Regions from separate parts of the Mus musculus genome. Here region 1 is linked to region 2. Evidence: chromatin loops called from intact Hi-C (ENCODE). Cell type or tissue: left cerebral cortex. All regions are shown on one strand. Each heading gives the region's core, and the rest is flanking DNA. Links, peaks and the distances in the headings are about the cores only.

Region 1 (9,787 bases), core at 4,301-6,800, 610 kb before region 2:
GTTTAAAAATACAGTCACGTTCGGATTACAAGATGGCTCCGTTGATAGAAGTAGTTGTCATAGAGACTGACTACCCAAGTTTGATTTCCAGAATCCATAGAGCTGAAGGAGAAAGTCAACTTCTAAAGTCGGTCCTCTGATTTCCACCTAGATGGTTGACATGTGCATCCACTTTCCTCATTCATAAATAAAAATGTAAAAATATGAAAAACACAGTCACTTTGCTCCTCTATTACACCAACCTTAGCAATCATCTTTATAAACCTACCAACCTCGGAACTTTAGCCTAAAGAAAAAGCCAATATACAGCCTTCTTTATCGTGTGGGTAGTTGTCTAGAAGTTAACCGGAAGGACCTCGGCTCTCTGTGAATTTTGGCTTTTCAGAGCCCCCACTTCCATTATGTGTGAGTTTCTACATGAACAAAGGCACACAAAGCATAAAGCATACACATCCATTAAAATTCGGCTTATTTTAACTTCCTGATTGCTTTTGTTCATCAAAGTGCTTATTTGAAATAAGTGAGGTTAATGGCAGTCCCTCCCTCCCCACTCTGTCCTCTCCCCCAGTCTTTATTTCCAGGGCAATAAGAACTTCTTGTTCTTTGCAAACAGTTCAGCTGTGATCGGGAGCTGTAATTTGTGTTGGTAGGTTTTCTTTGTGGCTCCCAGTAAAAGACAACTGTCTGCTATAATGGCTTGTACAGCCACAAGAAAATCACTGTTTATTACTCTTAAAAGAAGATAAACTCTGCTGTTCCTTCTAGCTTGTTTTGAGCTTTCTTTAACAAACATCTCAAAGGGCAGAAAGGCAAATAGCTTAAGGGCAGACAACACACAGAAAGTTAGATCTGGACTTAAATTCTAAATCCATCATTTACTGAGAGGCACCCGATAAATGACTTAATCTTTCCAAATATGTTTTTTCCTGTATCAAAGAGCTATTTGTGAAGACAAAAATGAAATAGCCTCTGGTAAAAACAGATACTTTGATATACTGTAACTCTAATTAATATTGTCTAAATAATATAAATTGGTATTATGAATTCTATTTAGTGTTATATGTGACTAAGAAAATAATAATTTTCAAGGTTTTTATATTTATTTGTAAAGTATTTACTTTTATTTTTTTAGTTTACCTTTTCTTTCTTTTTTTTTTTAACCTTCTTCTCCTTTGATTTCCTCCTCTGAAGTAGTTTTACCAGGTCATTGTCATAATCAACACTGAGCAATCATATATAACTTTTGATAAACTGGAATAAGTGGTGGTTGGCTCTTTGGGTATCAGTCAAACAATGCTATGTTACATTCATTTGTTCTTTTTCTGCACTTAGATATCTGCTCCAGATCTTTATGGAGGCCATGGAGTATGCTAAAGGAAGAAGGGTTGGAGAGAGAAAACAGACTTAAAAGCAGGCAAAGTTCCTCCTCCTCCTCCTCCTCCTCCTCCTCCTCCTCCTCCTCCTCCTCCTTCTTCTTCTTCTTCTTCTCTTTTAAAATTAGATATTTTCTTTATTTACATTTCAAATATTATCCCCTTTCCTGATTTCCCCTCTGAAAACCCCCATTCCCTTTCCCCTCCCCCTGCTCACCAACCCACCCACTCCTGCTTCCTAGCCCTGGCATTCCCCTATACTGGGGGCATAGAACCTTCACAGGACCAAGGGACTCTCCTGCCATGTGTTTTCTTTGGTTGGTGGGTTAGTCCCTGAGAGCTCGGGGGGGGGGGTTACTGGTTAGTTCATATTGTTGTTCCTCCTATGGGGCTGCAAACCCCTTCAGCTCCTTGGGTACTTTCTCTAGCTCCTTCATTGCAGACCCTGTGCTCCGTCCAATGGATGGCTGCGAGCATCCATTTCTTAAGTTCCTTCATATGGTCTAGAGACTTGAGTCTTTGCCACATCCCAGACACTGTTTAGACACCACACTGTTAACCATTTATTGTCCAGGACTCTTCATGGTTCAGGTTAATTTTTCCAAGAGAATTACTTCAATTATTTCTATTGCCTGAAAGCCTGTCTATTTATTACTCACTGAATAAATACTCTGCGTGTGTGTGTGTGTGTGTGTGTGTGCGTGTGTGTGTGTGTGTGTGTGTGTGTGTATGTGTGTGTGTGTGTGTGTGTGTGTGTGTGTGTGTGTGAGAGAGAGAGAGAGCATTAGACTGATAGACTTAGTCTATTTTATTTTAGAAATTTTATATTAAATAGTAATTTAATTGATGACACAGTCTGGATAGTTCTACAGTGGCTATCTTTATACTGGATGAACTGACCTTGAGGCTGTTCTGTCTGTAAGGCTGGTTGCCTCAGAAGTCCCAGTTTGGTACTGAATGCCTGGAGGATTCCTGAATGGTCACTTGTTTTCACTCCACATTAAGATCTTGAAGAAGGTGGGTTCTCATATCAGCAGCAGCAGAAGCAGGCAGAGTCAGGGTAGATGAATGTTCCAGGAAGACATGAAGGCAAGCAGTCAAAAAATCTCCTTTTACCTGGGCTGCCACTGGATGGTGGCCTCCTTCAGGGCATGTCACTTAACTCGATGAAAAAAGAAGGTGGCCTAGTTGGCCATCATTGGTAAGAGAGGCCCCATTGGTCTTGCAAACTCTATATGCCCCAGTACAGGGGAAGACCAGGGCCAAGAAGTGGGAGTGGGTGGGTAGGGGAGCAGGGCAGGGGGAGGGTATAGGGAACTTTCGGGATAGCATTTGAAATGTATATAAAGAAAATAATAAATAAAAAAATTTAAAAAGTGCCTTCCAGGTGTGCTAAGTGGCTTGTCTCTTGTTTTCTTCTACATCCAGCCAAGCTGACAACCATTGTGAAGCCTCAGAGTGTGCATGGGGTGAGGGACTGACTGATTTAAAGGATTTATTAGGTCAATGGGCTTGCACTGATTTGAAGGCTGAGACATGTCAAAACTGACCATCGAAAACCTTTGCTACAGTCTAAGTTGAAAAGTCAAAATCAGGGAGCGTGTTGGTGTAACTCTACTCTTAGACCATAGCTGAAGACACAGATGTCAGGAGCCCCAGAATTGAAAAATATGGGACTGCCTGAAGAATGTCCAGGCCCTGGAAGACAGGAATGAGCCTTGCCTGCCATGCTGCTGCTCTCTGTCAGAGTCTCCTTTGTTCTTTTATAGTGTTTTCTTTGGTTCCCAACCACCTTCCATGCTCTGCTGTTCAAGCTGACCTAATGCCTTTCACTTCTGCTACGCCCTCCGACAGTGAATAGCAGTGCTCCCCACCAATCAGAGAGAGGAATATTGTTCATATTTCTTTGCTATCCCTCATCAGCTAATTAGTTTTCCACAATACAAATCTCTTCACTGATTTTCTGCCCCCCTCCCCCCATATGAACCTCCTCACCCAGGCCTCTCTGCTGTGTTTTCTAGATTATTCCAGCAGTCTCCAGGATGGTTAATCTTATTTGTCAACTTAACTGGGTTTTAGGCTGGTTAACATTACTGAGTGTGTATGTGATAGTACTTCAAAAAGAAGTTAGCATTTGAATCTCTAGACTAAATCATCTGATTTAGGGATTTTAGGGAAATCATCTGATCTCACCTGAATCAGGTGGTTATCATCTCACCTAAATAGAGATTTTCATAGAATGAAAAGGCATATGGGAATTCTCTCTCTTTGCATTAACAATGAGTGTACATACTGATCTTTTCCTAAATGTGGATCATAGTTTCTTCAGTTTGCACACAAATCATGGGAATCACCCTCAATGATGGCACAAGTCAGTTCTTTATAATTATAATGGCTACTTATCATCTATTATCTATCATCTATCTATCTATCTATCTATCTATCTATCTATCTATCTATTATCTATTTCTATATCTATATCATCTATCCAATCATCTTTCTAACTAATTTTCTACCTATTCAATTATCTATCATCTCTATCTATCATATCTATCTATCTATCTATCTATCTATCTATCTATCTATCTATCTATCTGATGTTTGTCTGTTATTAATTGGCATCTTGCATTGGCTCTTGTGTTTGTTTCTTGTGGAATCTTTAGCAATGCATTTCTCCTAATGGTTTTGTGGTTTTTGATCCCTTTTCTCCATCTGCCAGTTTGATGGTCTTTCTAAAATATACTTTCAGTTATGTTCGCCTAGTTGCATCCATTCAGTATTTTCCATTTAGCCTACAACCAGAATCTTTTCACTGCCTACTTTGTATTACAGTTGCATGTACTTTTGCTTTGCTCCTTTTCCTTGAATAGAAACTAAGAACAGGGACTATGTGTCCTTAGCTTTATGTTTCCAAAGTATATAGTGGGGTAGCTCGTTCTACAGAATGCCTATGGGAAAACTGCACCAAATGGAATGAATGCTATATCCTTTATGTTTCCCAAGGCAGATATAATGATTAATTAAAGAAAAATGCTGAAAAACATTGACAACAGGAAACTGGGTCATCTTCAACAACTATATCAAAAATTTCCTGGGTTAGTTACACATTTGTAACTCTGGGCTTATCTGAAAATATCTTTCATCAATAAACTACTTAATAAAAAAACCCTCATCATTACATGGTTAGTGTTGGAGATATGAAGTCTCAAAAACAGTGGCCTGCATTTATAGATAGACTCCAAAGAAGATGGTGGTGGGAGGTAGTCAACAGAGCTAGAGGCAACAAATAGGACAGCATGAGTCAATGGGGTTTAGGACTCTCTACAGACAGCTAATGAACATTTAATGAGCATCCCAGAGGGGTTGACTGTTCCATACTGTTATTTAAGGACCATTTTCTGTTGGCCAAGATTACTTGGTGAATCTACAAAGCCAAGTGGCCTTTTGCCAGATTTCAAGTGATTTTTTTTTTTTTGTCTTGTCAGTTCCTCCCTGCCTCTCACTGTTACAGGGAATGGAGAAGAGGAAACGAGATGGGACAGACTCTAGTTTTGGTCTGCTTCAAGCACTATTTTGTGATAAAAATGGAACTCCTTGCTGCTCCTCTTAAAGACATGAAAACTTTTCTGCTTAGAATCCCCGACTCATTCTGCTTGGAAACAACTGCATTCTTTCTGGGGTGGATACCCTGAGTTTAAGTGCAATTGGCCAAGCTGGGGAAGAGCTTCAGTCCAGTTCTGGACAAGAGCCTCACAACTTCCCACTGATGATGAGAAAACAAGTTTTACTCTTTACAAGGAGTTAGAACTATAAGCACAATCAATAGTAATGTTGGACCTAGCCAGGGCGTGTTGGATGCTTTGATTACCAAAAAAAAAAAGTTTATTTTTTAAGCTTTTGTTTATTTTTATTTATGTGTATGTGTGTCTGTCTGTGTTTTCTATGTGTGCATGGGCCCCTGTTCAGGATAAAGGAGGGCATGAGATCCCCAGGATCAGGAGTCATAGGCAGTTGTGAGCCCCTTGACTTGAGCACTGGGATCTCAACTCTGGAATCACTCTTAACCATTAGTTTTTTCCATCTCCTCTCTTCATTTGTTTCACCTATACATGCATACAACATGTTTTTGATCAAATTTACATCCATTCTTTCTCCTCTAGTTCTTCTTCAATCTCCTTACTGCTTACTTCAATTAACTTCACATTCTCTAAAAACAAAACAAAACAAAAGAAAACAAAACACAAACTAAACAACACAGCAAAACCCTCACTAAGCCTACTTAGTGCTTTCTGTATGTGCATGGGTATAGGGCCATCTGCTGGAGCATGGGTAGCCTTTAAGCCACTCGATCACAGAAGACATTCTACTAGATTCTTTCCAGAAGCCATTGATTGGCAATAGCTAGTCCGCTAGTGAGTGGGATTTCATGAATCCTTTCCTTTCTAGGCTGAGAGTTCAGGGATCTTTATGGAAGAGGAGATAAAGATCAAAAGATCCAGAGGTATCAGATATCTGCAGGAAACATCGGTTGAAAAGCATGTGTGTTTTGGTGCACACATGAACTTACGGTTTCTGTGCCTGCATGCACAAGATCTACACAAGATCAAGGAAGCCAAGCAGCTTGCCGGTAAGAAAGATAATCTCATTGCAGCGTTCTAGCAGTCAAACCCAGCAGTTTCCAGTAATATACGAGATTGTGCATAGCTACTGCTTGTGAGTACTGCTTTATATTCCAGGAACTAAGGGAAGCACACAACCTAAAATACTTCATTCATTCCAGTCATATATATTGTCCTGATAGATGGATTACAACTGTTAAACTCAATCTAATGTATAATGTCAATCTAAGATATAAAGGACATTTACTTGACACTATTTAGTGAGTAAATAGTGAGTAAGGAAGAAACATCCTGTACTTAGAGGAATGAGTATGCACTAGGATCTCAGTGGGGGAAGGGAGGGATGTTGCTGTGATGAATGGCAAATTCCCTTGGGCATCTCCTCTAGCCTTCATGAATACAAAATGTGGTTTTGTGCAAGTGTTTCTAGTCTGTGTGTTCCTATAGTCTGTGCGATCTTCAGAATTCCTTTACACTATATTCTCATGCTGGTAATGGAGAACTCAGAAAGGAAGCAATTTTCCTTTTTTTTTGTTTTTCTAACTGAAAACCTAGAGGGCCCTCAGTGTCCACTGTGATTTAGATTTCTATGTGGCCACTAACCAAAGCACTTTGAGATGTGTGTATTTTTTTTTTCTAGCTAAAATCCCTTAAGAGCATCCATACAGCTTGACAATTTTCAGGACAAATCCTCTTTAAGTGAAAAATAAACAGGGATTCTTGAATCTTTCCTTCTGTTTCAGGCAGAAATCCCAGCTGTTTGCTTCTCGCTTCCCTCCAACAAAAAGAAAACAAGAGACTGCATTCGTGCACAGCCCATAAAGCTTGATGTTTGTCTCTTGCAGGGCTTGTAGCTTCTGCTGAGCATCTATCTGGCTACCCCCTCCACATTCTGCATAAGCTCTCCCATCCTCCCATGCTTCTCCAGCCTCACGGTGACTCTATGCGCGCAAGCCTTCCTTACTTTCGCCATTGCTTATGCATCTTTAGATTCATCTCCAGTCTTAAGCGGCTGATGGACCATGCTGCCAGTTACCTTTACAAAACATCATGTGCGTGTTTTTGGTCTCAAATCTGCTGGGAACTGGTGACAAGCCTCTCATGGCTTCTTAAAGGCTTTAAAATAAAATGTCAACTTCTTGGTTTGAGGGTTGGGAGTTCAATTTAATTGCTGACCCTCTTCCTTTATTGATTTTTTTTTTGAGGTCAATTGTGGATTAGATATGTAAGCAAATGAAGCCAAAATGCAATACCTAATGGCTGCTGAGAATGCTGCAGCTTGGGGCTTGGCAGGAGGATGATGGGGGAGACAGTGGCCAGGATGTGGTCCTTTTCCCAAGCTTGCCAGAGGTTATGAACAGCCACTGAGAGAGATACTGGGCTTCCTTTCCTTTTGTTTCAGGCCCCCAGGATTATGGCTCAGTTGGGTATGACTGCAGAACTTGAGAGACTTCTTTAAATCTTAGGGAGTGACCTATTTGATTCTGGAAATGTGGTGAGCTGGTCTTGTATGCAGACCAGAGAGTTGCAGGAGAGTGTGGTCTTGGAATCCAACTTGGTTTGGGAGTTTCTTCCTCTTGTCTCCTGTTTTGGGGGCATTGAGCTGGGATGCTGAGGTAGAGGTACATCCTTATCCATGTCTCTTCAAACCAGGAAAAAATTTGCTTTCACAGGTCGGGAAATAGATGGTGAGAAGGCTGTGACAAGGACCTAGGAAATCAGTATTGCCACCACATCCTTGTATTATCCATCTTCAAGCTGAAGGGTGATGCTTGTGGTGGCATAACGTTTCCTAGAAGAAGAATTAATACCTTTCATTTGGTAGCATGTGCCCTGGCCTTCCTGGTCTCAGAGAGACAGGTTGAAGTAGAGCTTCTGAGAGAGTTAATGAAGACTGGAAAACATGGTCAACTCAGTTGGGCTTTGTCACCTGGGTTCTCCAGACACAAAGTTGAGTTCTAGAACACAAACAAAAATTTACCCAGCCATTCTGCTACGAAATAAAATAAAATAAAAATAAACACCACTGACCTCCCACTTAAGAAAACACAGTACAACTACTTAGCACTCTATCAGTTCTCAGCACAATCCACATCCTCATATATGTTCATTCCAATACCCTACGTTTATGTATTGATTTCTTTATTATGTTAGGTTGATGTTAGGTTGTTTGGATTACAAGTAGGAGAAAGCCACCAAAGTCCCAGCAATGTCTCTGGCCCCATTTGCCTTCATCTGGGGTGTAAATTGCTTTATGATGAGGATATTTTTCTCTGTATTTTGTTTCTTCTCATGGATGGTCTTTAGTATCGAATAACTTTACAGTAAGTGCTATAATTTAAAAGGAAAACCCTTCTTTTCCAAGTGCTCTTACATGAAACATAACGGAGAAAGTATGATTAGCTCAGTATGAAGGGCAATCAAGATCCCTTGGCCAATTTCAGTAACCAGGGATGGACACTCACAGCAGCTAGATTTGGGGTTTGTGTCCTAGTTTACTCCATGGGACACGTAGTAGGGAAGGTGGAGGGAGATTCCTTGATTATCACATTAGAAGGGGTTTTGAGTTTCTTGAAGGAAGGGGACTGAACAGGGACGAAGTCCGTATCTACTATACAAGCTGGCTGCCTCATACTGTAGCTCTGTGTTTATCTTTCTCATTTGGTTCAACATTGGATTCAAAGGTACCACACACTGAAAAAGATCACATGCTATCGATCTTAAGAAATTAGAAGGAGGTGATGAAATCTAGATTTTACTCCATTAAATAAGTAAAACGAATTCCCAGCCTTGCTGCCTGGTGGTACTATGGCATTTGCTGTAAGCATCATAGCCAGCTGGGTCATCCATCACATTAGGAAAGGATACTGGCAGACCCCTTGTCCTGCTTCTCTTGGCATCTCCCTACTGCTACCTGAGGCTCCATGTGAGCTGGGACCCTGGAAGCCTGCAGAGACAAGGCTCTGGCCAAGCTATTTTCCTTGCTCATTGGGATTCTTCATGCTGCTCAGTTTTCCCAGCTCATGGGAGCGTCTCCATTAAGTGGAGTCAAGGGTTCTGCCACCAAACTGGTTGATACCCCAAGTTATATTTTTAATCATGTGTCCCAAAATATAGATGAATACCTTAGAAATAATTTCAGCTTTATAGAAAAGTTACCTGAACAGAACAGACATACCATATCCCCTTCTACCCAACTTCTCTTTCAATAGCAGTGGTGAACTGTCAAAACTAAAGAAATGATATTACCATTAAGTTACCTTATCCAGCTTTTAGCAGCATTGTGGAAAGTAATATTTTTTTCTTTGAGGATACCATTTTGGCATTAACTAAATTCTTTTGGGTTAATCACAGAGTTAATTTTGTGACGCTAAGAGGCAGCTATTATAACTGATTGTCCAAATGGTGTGTATTTATCATCCTTCCTTATAAGCATATTCTATGCAATGTAAAATTTTAGCACGCATTATGGAAGCTGGAGACTACTACCCCTTTGGGACCCTCAAGAGGTCATTCTCTCATTCCTGACCTGCTTCAAGAGAAGTCCCCATCACTTTCTGGATTGAAAGGCGACATGAAATGACAAGGCAATATGCCAACCAAGTGCAGGGACCAAGAAGACCAGCCAACCTCCTCAACTTCCAGCTGATGCAGATCCACATAGAGATCCAGCCAAGCTCAGTTAAATCTGTGCTAGAGCAGAAGGGCTACCCAGGTGCACAGTTGACTTGTGGCCAAAATAAATGTTTATTATTGTAACTCACTGAGGGCTTGCTAGTACTCTAATATTACAAT
Region 2 (9,787 bases), core at 4,223-6,722:
CCCTGATGTAATACATTCCCTGGTGCACACGAAAGCATGATGACAGTGACACTCCATGTATATGTCATTTCTTCCAAGAAGATGGGTGGTAGAGACAGTCTATCTGCATTAGCAGGGAAGGACCTGGCCTGGTTTCAGTCACACAGAGAGCAGAGAGGTCATAAAACTGTTAGCTACTCCTGGTCCTGGTTATAGGAGATTAGGTTGAGGGAGGCCCTGGATACAGATATTGTCAGGCTCATATAGACTATTGATCACCTTTGGTTCTGGTGACAGAAGCTTGATATAGCCCAGTCCTACAGGTAACACAGACCACCAGCTTGTTGAAAAAACAAGTTGTATATCCTTTTCTTTAAAATAACAATCCTATGTGCTTAACATTTCTGGTTTCCCATGTGTGTGCAAATACCTTCATGTTCCCAATAGCAAAGATTATATAAATAGGCTAGAGTTAAATTGGATGTATGAAATTTATAAACCCTTGAGATATCTCAGTGTAGCTGGATGTAGTAAGAGCTCTAACATCATAAATCATATTTGCAACCTGAGTCAACCACAGAGAAGTTGAAGCAAGCCAAAAGAATGCCCATGAAACAAATAGGGTATTAGCAGGCTCTGAATAACTTCATGTATGGTATCCAATTCTATTTCGTTGAGAATTACCTATTTTGCACAGACTTATTGAACAGATCAGAAAGAAAAAACTTAAGAAATATTCATTGGTAGAACATTCAGGGATAAACGTTATTTCTTATTTTAATATTGTTACACATTATGTTTCTCATGGATGCTTACATATTACATGTATAACTTCATAGTAATTTGGAGGATAAGTTATTAAATTTGAAAAACACAAACAAGAAAAAGAAAACATACAGAACTACTTGTGTAGATATATCTCAACATTGTAATGCATTTGTCTCTTCCTACATGTTGACACCATCTTTTGTATTTTCATAAAAAATGATATTTGATATAGTTATATGCTTGATGAATACACACACACACACACACATATATATATTGCTTCATAAGACACAATACTTCCTTGTCTAGATAGATTATTATTTTCTTAAGGGACAAATCAATGACATTGATTTTCAACATAATATCTTAAAATATAATAAGTTCTCAAGTTCTTACAAAACAGTAAATTTTTTGGCTTCACAATTCCAAATTTGTAAAGGGAAAAATATCTCTTAGTGTTCTGATCATTTTACTGGAAACACAGACGTTAATGCCAAATCCATGTTCTGTCATTGGGGGTCAAATGACCTTCATGAGGTACTGGATCTCCGGTAATTTGTGTGTCACCTACAAAATAGAAAAGGATGCTAATGTGTATGAACTGCTTGGAAAAGAATCTAGTACCTGCCAAGTGTCATGCACACATTAACTATGATCAATCAGTGCTAGAAACCATAGTCCTTCCTTTGCTAGCTATAAGACAAGGCCTATTTCAACAGACACTACATGAATTATGCAATGAAGGCAACCATCTCCCTAACAAACCAGTCAATATAAAAGAAAACCACTTCTACCAGGATTTGACAACACTCTACAATTAACACATCTAAATTTAATATGTTTTAAAGCTAGCAAGGAAAACAATTAGTATAATTAGGAAACTACAAGTTTAAATTCCATCACGACGTTTATTAGCTATAAAATCTTGAAGAGTATGTATGAAAATGTCATAGTGAATTATTATTACATATAATTAGTATATGATGATAAATGACATTAAAATGAAAAAAACCTTTGAGAAAATGTTTAATACCTTCAAGTCTCAGCGTATTCATTGTAATGAAGAGAGGTGAGTTAAGATAATTCCCATCAAACACTGGGAGAAAATGATTACCTAATAAAGCTTAACTGCTATTAATATTAATGAGTTTTAATAAATCTAAGACCTTCACTGTCCTTGTATTCTTAGATGTGTCTCACTTCTCAGTCATATGGCCTAGGTATTAAACAAAGGAAAGGAGGGTGGGGATACTCTTAGTGAGCATTTATGAAACTGAATTCATTTCTGTCGCTCCCTCCAATGGAAGATGACTTGAATGAGTCAAGTGTGGCTTGGCTCATTTTCCACTGTGGCTCATTTTCTCAAAGGCCTGCAGCTATGTCTTTACTCTGCCTCTAGTAATAGGAAAGTCTGATTCCTCAGACTCTTTTAACTGTCTCTTTCTATTCAAATGTTCCTGTTCCTCCTCCCACTTCACCCTTCCCAGGACTACAGTGTTTTATTTTCAGGTTCCATTTTTCCTATTCTTTTAGTATGATAACAGCTTTACAAGTTTTTGGTTTTTGTTTTTTTCTTTTTCTTTTTTTTTCTTTTTTTTTTTTTTTGGACCGTTAAAAATGTAAATTGGTTTCCTGTTTGATTCTTCCTTATCACATTCTTCTCCTTTTAAATAGCATATTTTCATTTCAGCTTATCTTTATATAACTCTTTATTCATATGTCATTGAAGTAGGCTTTCCTATTTTCCAGTGTTGCTGACAACTTTTTATAGCTCCTGTGTATCCTAAACACTGTAGTAATGTTGATTTCGATTGACTGACAGGAAATTGTGGGCTTTTTCCTTTTGAACTACAGGGAAAAAATCTTTTACATATATAATTTCATTTGTTTCTTATTTTCCCTCTATTAATTTATAGGAAGACACATTGATACAGAAACTGGCATTTTCTTAAATAAATATATTTCTAGTCAGATTTAGCCCTATCAATGTTGAGGGGTCTCTGTGATCACCAAGGCCACAGAGTAATGATCTGTGGGAGATAAGAATGTAGTCGAGTTCAACACAACTCAGTAGTTGGTACTGGTTCACACTTCAAAAGTATGACCTTAAGTAGTTTATTTTAGGCCAATTTAAGCACAGCACAGTTTGGTTAAAAAAAAGTTTTCCTGGTGATAATTAACTCAATCCCATGTGTGCAATGAAGCTTAAGACATGACTACATTAAAACTACTTGTAATGTGCATATAACATCTTCCATAAGAATGGGATCTATAGATTGATTATAGAAAGAAAAAAGTTCATGATAAAAGTCTTAGGCAGGATATGATGTGGTCTCTGCCACACAGAGGTCCCCATGCTATAAATCACTACCATTCCCACACTCAGCCTTCAGAATGGAAAACAGATTATACATCTCTCTCTTTGAAGAGACAATCTCATGTGTTTAACATTATAGTTCTGCTTATGCTTATCGGTGAGCACAAGGATGTCTGTGCCTCCCACATCAATGGAAAGAAAACTGACAGTGGCATTGGTATCACTTTCTATTTATTTAAGAAGTGTCACATCAAACTACAAACTAGTGAATGACTAAAGTGAATGACTCCAAGCCAGTTCCTAATGTAAAATGTGTGTGTGTGTGTGTGTGTGTGTGTGTGTGTGTGTGTGTGTTTGTGCATGTGTGTATGTATGTTTGTGTGTGTGTGTTCTCTATTTTACCCAGTGGATATGTGCTAGACTAGGAGATCTTTTGTTTTCATGGTCCAGTTATCACTCTAAACATACAGTGAACATGAAAACATTAACTCAAAACCTTTTGTCTCTGCTTACACATAGAATACTGAAACTCATAAAGGTATATATAAATAGATGGGGGATCAGTGGGTAAGGTCACATGTTGACAAACATGATGATCAGCATTCAATTCTTGGGGACACACATGGTAGAAGGAGAAAGCTGATCCTACCCCAAATTGTCCTTTAATTTCCACATATGTGAATGGTACCACACACACACACACACACACACACACACACACATAAATAAATATAATTTTAAAAGATGTATATTCCAAGATCCATTAGCAGTGTGCAAACAACAACAACAAAGATTTACTAATGGGAAATATGCGTGACATGCCATGTTTTCTAATCTCCAAATAGTAGTAATAGGATGGATATCACAGACACAGCAATTCTAACATCTATTCGCAAGTGACCATACCGAGAGTTAAAAGAATGCCAGATGAAGGACCAGGATATATGGCATTAATGTACCAGTGTAAGAAAAGGTATATTAAAAAGGAGTGGCATTGTCTGATCTACTTGTTCAGCACTAAGCCAGTGAAGCTTGGAGAGAGAGGCCTTGAACTTGGTAGAGGCAAAAGACCTAGAAGACTTCAGACTTGAAATGCATGGATATAATCTAGTGTAATCCAGAGTCAGTAGGAGCTTCAGAATCCCTCTCAACCTGTCAGTACCTATGGTTTGACCCTCAGAAACTGCTAAACTAGTAGCAAGGGAATATTCACCCTTCCCCTATCTTTCCATTGGAGAAGTCTATGCATGGCACTTAGCACAGGATTTTGCCTTGGAGACCAGTGTTGGGCCTGCCATAGAGAGACACAAGTTTGAGTAGAAACAAGAGTTCCTTTCCCAAACCAGAAGTCACAAATGAAGCCTCTAAACATGCTCTGGAGCCAGGTAGACATATGTGTCTGGTCAGACTAACTGGTACTTTTCTTGCATTAATGCCAGCCTTGGAGTGAGTAGATGGCATCGTTCACTCTGGAATCCAGAGATCCCTGAAGCTATGTGTCTCAGATAAAAACCTGTCTAGTCTCTGCCTTGTTCTATAAGGGCTGCCCTTACCATCTGTTCTCCAGCTTGGAGCAATACAATTATCCCAAGGCTAGTTCTCACAATCAAAACCTCCAGATCTTACCCAGCACCAGGGTAGAAACTAGACCACAGTGGGATAGGCTCCTAGTTAGGCCTTCATCACTGTCAGTTGCAGTGGGGCCTAAATGCACTTAGATTTAGCAACAAAGCACAGCTCAGACACAGGCTGCATAAGAAAGGAAAAGGATAGTATTCAGTCATAAGGACCCCATGTCTGGAATAATGCCAGTAGATAGAGGCATTGAATAGCTCCAATGACATTAGGAGAAGTGAGGTTCTTATAGTCTATTAAATCTCAGTAAGTATCACTTGTGGCTGATCTAAGGGTTTTAAACCTTGAATGTATGGAGCAGTGAGCAGCTCACAGTTCGGTGGGCCTTCGGCTTACCCCAGTGCTATGCTAATCTCATCAGGCCATGGACTAGAGATGTGACATAGTAATACATCACTGGTGGTCACCATCACTGCCCACCTCAGTCCTCCTCCACCCCCAGGCATCACAACACAGAGGTAGTAAGGGTCTTTCTTGACAGAAGAAAATTGAATCAAATTAAGTCAAATGATGAAATCCCAATGGTTTTGCTTCTTTCTCTGTCCCTAAACAGAAATGCCCAGTGGGTAGCTAATCGTAGGTGAGTGGAGGAGAGAGCTTTTGGGCTTACTGGACAAATGACATCTTGTAGAGAGAGGCTACCCTTTCCAATATACACCTGTTTTATGCTTAACAGCAAATCAACTGTGAATTTCGGACAAATCTGAGCTTGGATGGCAACTAGTGTTGAAACAGCAATAGCACACTTAAGTCTCCTGAAGAGAGAGCCTGGATTTAGAGTACCATCTAGTGTTCAAATGGCAAAAGACCTGGGGATTCAGAGAAATCAGGAAAAAAAATCTGAGTCTACTTGCAATTTCTAGAAAGACTGACAAAGAAAGCCAGAATGCTAAAATTGTCCATGATGTGTCCAGATATTCTACACTAATAAGCATCAAGTCCAACACAATATCACCTGACATTCAACGTAACAAACCAGGAGCTAATTTTACAGTAACCAATATGAGTAAACTCATAGATGGAGAGTGTAAGCAGCTCTTTTTGTTTTCTCTTAATTTAAAATTTTGTTCATACACTATATTTTGACCATAGCGTGGTCCTTCCTCCTCTCCTCCCATACACTTTCTATCTTCCTGTCCACAACATATTATGTTCCTATTTATTCTCTTACCATCCCCATTTCTTCAATACAACAAAAACAGAAAGAAAAAAAATGAAAATGAAAATCCAAACAAACAAGCAACAACAACAAAACCCAATAAGACCAAGAACACCAAAACCAAACCAAATAAAAAGCCCTCCAACTCTCTCTCTCTCTCTCTCTCTCATACACACACACACACACAGAGAGAGAGAGAGAGAGAGAGAGAGAGAGAGAGAGAGAGAGAGAGAGAGAGAGAATCTGTATTCGAATACTTTGGTATACTTGATGTACCCCATGACATTCCCCTGGAGAAACTGACCTTCCTTTTCGCAGTAGGATTCAATTACAAATAGCTTCTTGATTAAGAGTATCCACTTCCCTTCCTCAGGGATGGTATCTTGTCTAGCTTAAACCTTTGCAGGTCTCTTGCATGCTGTCAGTCTCTGTGGATTCGTGAGTGTTTCATTCCTATCCTGTCTGGAAGATGCTGCTTTTTGAAGTCATCAGCACCTCTTGCTCTTATAATCTTTCTGCCTGTTTCTCTGCACACGATCATGGGCCTTGAGGAAAGAGGTTTGAGAAAGCCAGCATCCCATTTAGGACTGAGTGCTCCAAATTCTTTCACTCTCTGAACATTGTTCAGTTGTGAGTCTCTGTGTCAGATTCCATCTACTGCAATCCTCATCTCTGGTGAGGGAAGAACAAGTGAGCAAGACACCAATCCTCTATCAATTGTATAGCTGGTAAAGAGAATATCATAAGTTTTGAGGAGACAGATATAAAATATTTAACCACCAGAGAAACAACAGAGATATCAGATGAACTTTTAAAATTTAAACATAAACATTAAGCTGAAAAAACAAAAAACAAAAAAAGAAATCTAATGATGTCATCAAAACCAGAATAGATCAAATAGAAGAAAGAATTAGCAAAATGTTTAAAAAGCTTTTTAAGAAAACTCAAAGAAAATTTGAATATATATATTTCCATGTCTATTGTAGCATTATATATATATAGTTGTACATGATAATATATATTATATATTTATAATATATGAATTTCATATATATGAAATAATATATAAAAGATTGTATAATATATAAATATGTGTTAATTATTTATAATTTTTATTAGATATGTTCTTTATTTACATCTCAAATATTATCCCCTTTCCTGGTATTCCCTCCAAAAACCCCCTATCCCCTCCCTCTCCCCCTGCTCACTAACCCACCCACTCCTGCTTCCTGGCCCTGGCACCCCCCTACACTGGGGCATACAGCGTTCACAGGACCAAGGGCCTCTCCTCCCATTGATGATCAACTACGCTATACTCTGCTACATATGCAGCTGGAGTCCTTGCATGTGTACTCTTTGGTTGGTGATTTAGTCCCTGAGAGCTCGGGGTGGGGGGTGGGGGTGGGTACTGGTTAGTTCGTATTGTTGTTCTTCCTATGGGACTGCAAACCCCTTTAGCTCTGTGGGTCGTTTCTCTAGCTCCTTCATTGTGGACCCTGTGCTCAATCCAAAGGTAGGCTGTAAGCATCCACCTCTGTATTTGTCAGGCATTGGTGGAGCCTCTCAGGATACAGTTATAACAGGCTTCTGACAGCAAACACCTGTTGGCATTCACAAATGTGTCTGGGTTTGGTGGTTGTCTATGGGATGGATCCCCAGGTGGGACAGTCTCTGGATGGTCATTCTTTCAGTCTCTGCTCCACACTTTGTCTCTGTAACTCCTTCCATAGTTATTTTGCTTCCCCTTCTAAGAAGGATTGAAGTATCCATACTTTGCTCTTTCTTCTTCTTGAGTTTCATGTGGTTTGTGAATTGTATCTTGGGTATACCAAGCTTGTGGCCTAATATCCACTTATCACTGAGTGCATACCACCTGTGTTCTTTTGTGATTGGGTTACCTCACTCAGGATGATATTTTCTAGTTCCAACCATTTGCCTAAGAATTTTTCATGTTGCGGATAGAGGATTTTAAGAAGGACATAAATAAATCCCTTAAAGAATTACAGAAGAATACAGGTAAACAGGTAGAAGTCTTTAAGAGAAAACACAAAAGTCCTTTAAAGAGTTACAAGAGAACACAGGTAAACAGGTAGAAGCCTTTACAGAGGAAACACAAAAATCACTTAAAGAAATGCAGGAAAACACGACCAAACAAATGAAAGAATTGAACAAATCTATCCAGGATCTAAAAACGGAAGTAGAAACAATAAAGAAATCACAAAGGGAGACAACTCTAGAGATATAAAACCTAGGAAAGTATAGAAGAAAACTTCCCTAACCTAAAGAAAGAGATGCCCATGAACATACAAGAAGCCTACAAACACCAAAGAGATTGGATCAGAAAAGACATTTCTCCTGTAACATAATAATCAAAACACTAAATGCACAAAACAAAGAAAGAATATTAAAAGCAGTAAAGGGAAAAAGTCAAGTAAGATATAAAGGCAGACTTATAAGAATCATATCAGACTTCTCACCAGAAACTATGAAATCCAGAAGATCCTGGGCAGATGTCACACAGACCCTAAGAGAACACAAATGCCAGCCCAGGCTACTATACCCAGCAAAACTCTCAATAACCATACATGGAGAAACCAAGATATTCCATGACAAAAACAAATCTACACAATATTTCTCCACAAATCCAGCCCTTCAAAGGATAATAAATAGAAAACTCCAACACAAGGAGGGAAACTACACCCTAGAAAAAGCAAGAAAATGGTCTTCTTTTAACAAACAAACAAAAAAAAATTTCCACCTCTAACAACAAAAACAACAGGAAGCAAAAATCTTTTTCGTTAATATCTCTTAATATCAATGGACTCAATTCCCAAATAAAAAGACATAGACTAACAGACTGGATACATAATCAGGACCCAACATTTTGCTGTATACAGGAAACCCACGTCAGTTTCAAAGACAGACACTCGAGTAAAAGGCTGGAAAACAATTCTCCAAACAAATGGGCCCAAGAAACAAGCTGGAGTAGCCATTCTAATGTTGAATAAAATCAACTTCTAACCTAAAGTTTTCAAAAAAGATAAGGAAGGACACTTTACACTCATCAAAGGAAAAATCTACCAAGAAGAACTCTATTCTGAGTATCTGTGCTCCAAATGCAAAGGCACCCACATTTATAAAAAGAAACTTTAGTAATGCTCAAAGCACACATTGCACCCCACACAATAATAGTGGGAGACTTGAACACCCCACTCTCAGCAATGGACAGATCATGGAAACAGAAACTAAATAGAGACACAGTGAAACTAACAGAAGTTATGAAACAAATGGGTTTAACAGATATCTATAGAATATTTTATCCTAAAACAAAAGAATATACCTTCTTCTCAGCACCTCATGGTATCATCTCCAAAACTGACCATATAATCAGTCACCAAACAGGCCTCAACAGGTACAAGAAGATCGAAAAAATCCCATGCATCCTATCAGATCATCATGAACTAAGGCTGATCTTCAATAACAAAATAAACAATAGAAAACCCACATACACGTGGAAGCTGAACAACACTCTACTCAATGATACCTTAGTCAAGGAAGAAATAAAGAAAGAAATGAAAGACTTTTTAGAGTTTAATGAAAATAAAGACACAACATATCCAAACTTATTGGACACAGTGAAAGCAGTCCTAAGAGAAAAAATCATAGCTCTGAGTGCCTCCAAAAGAAACTGGAGAGAGCATACACTAGCAGCTTGACAGCACATCTGAAAGCCCTAGAACAAAAAGAAGCAAATTCACCCAAGAGGAGTAGATGGCAGGAAATACTCAAAGTCAAGGCTGAAATCAACCAAGTGGAAACAAAAATAACTCTACAAAGAATCAACCAAACCAGGAGCTGGTTCTTTGAGAAAATCAACAAAATATATAAGCCCTTAGCCAAACTAACTAGAGGGCACAGAGACAGTATCC

Evidence for each region. Peaks named below come from ENCODE experiments on the same cell type or tissue, not always from the same donor. Only the 100,000 strongest peaks of a DNase experiment are listed, where the experiment ranks them.
Region 1: a loop joins it to region 2, with 2.1 times the contacts of the local background. A loop is called at or near these places in 2 of 42 quality-filtered maps.

The regions. Positions count from the first base shown.
Region 1 is chr14:102,790,981-102,800,767 of GRCm38, reverse strand. It overlaps Gm41234 (a long non-coding RNA gene), which reads left to right and starts at 5,824. Exons shown (of 2, transcript XR_874909.1): 1 at 5,824-6,000; 2 at 9,453-9,755. In left cerebral cortex, for the core only: a CTCF peak has its summit at 5,685 (motif pointing left); DNase peaks (open chromatin) are centred at 4,893 and 5,688.
Region 2 is chr14:102,177,151-102,186,937 of GRCm38, reverse strand. Gm41232 (a long non-coding RNA gene) reads right to left here. Exons shown (of 3, transcript XR_874905.1): 2 at 6,163-6,583; 3 at 1,211-1,314. Among named protein-coding and RNA genes, the nearest start is that of Gm41232, 7.6 kb to the right of the region's middle. In left cerebral cortex, for the core only: a CTCF peak has its summit at 5,492 (motif pointing left); a DNase peak (open chromatin) is centred at 5,488.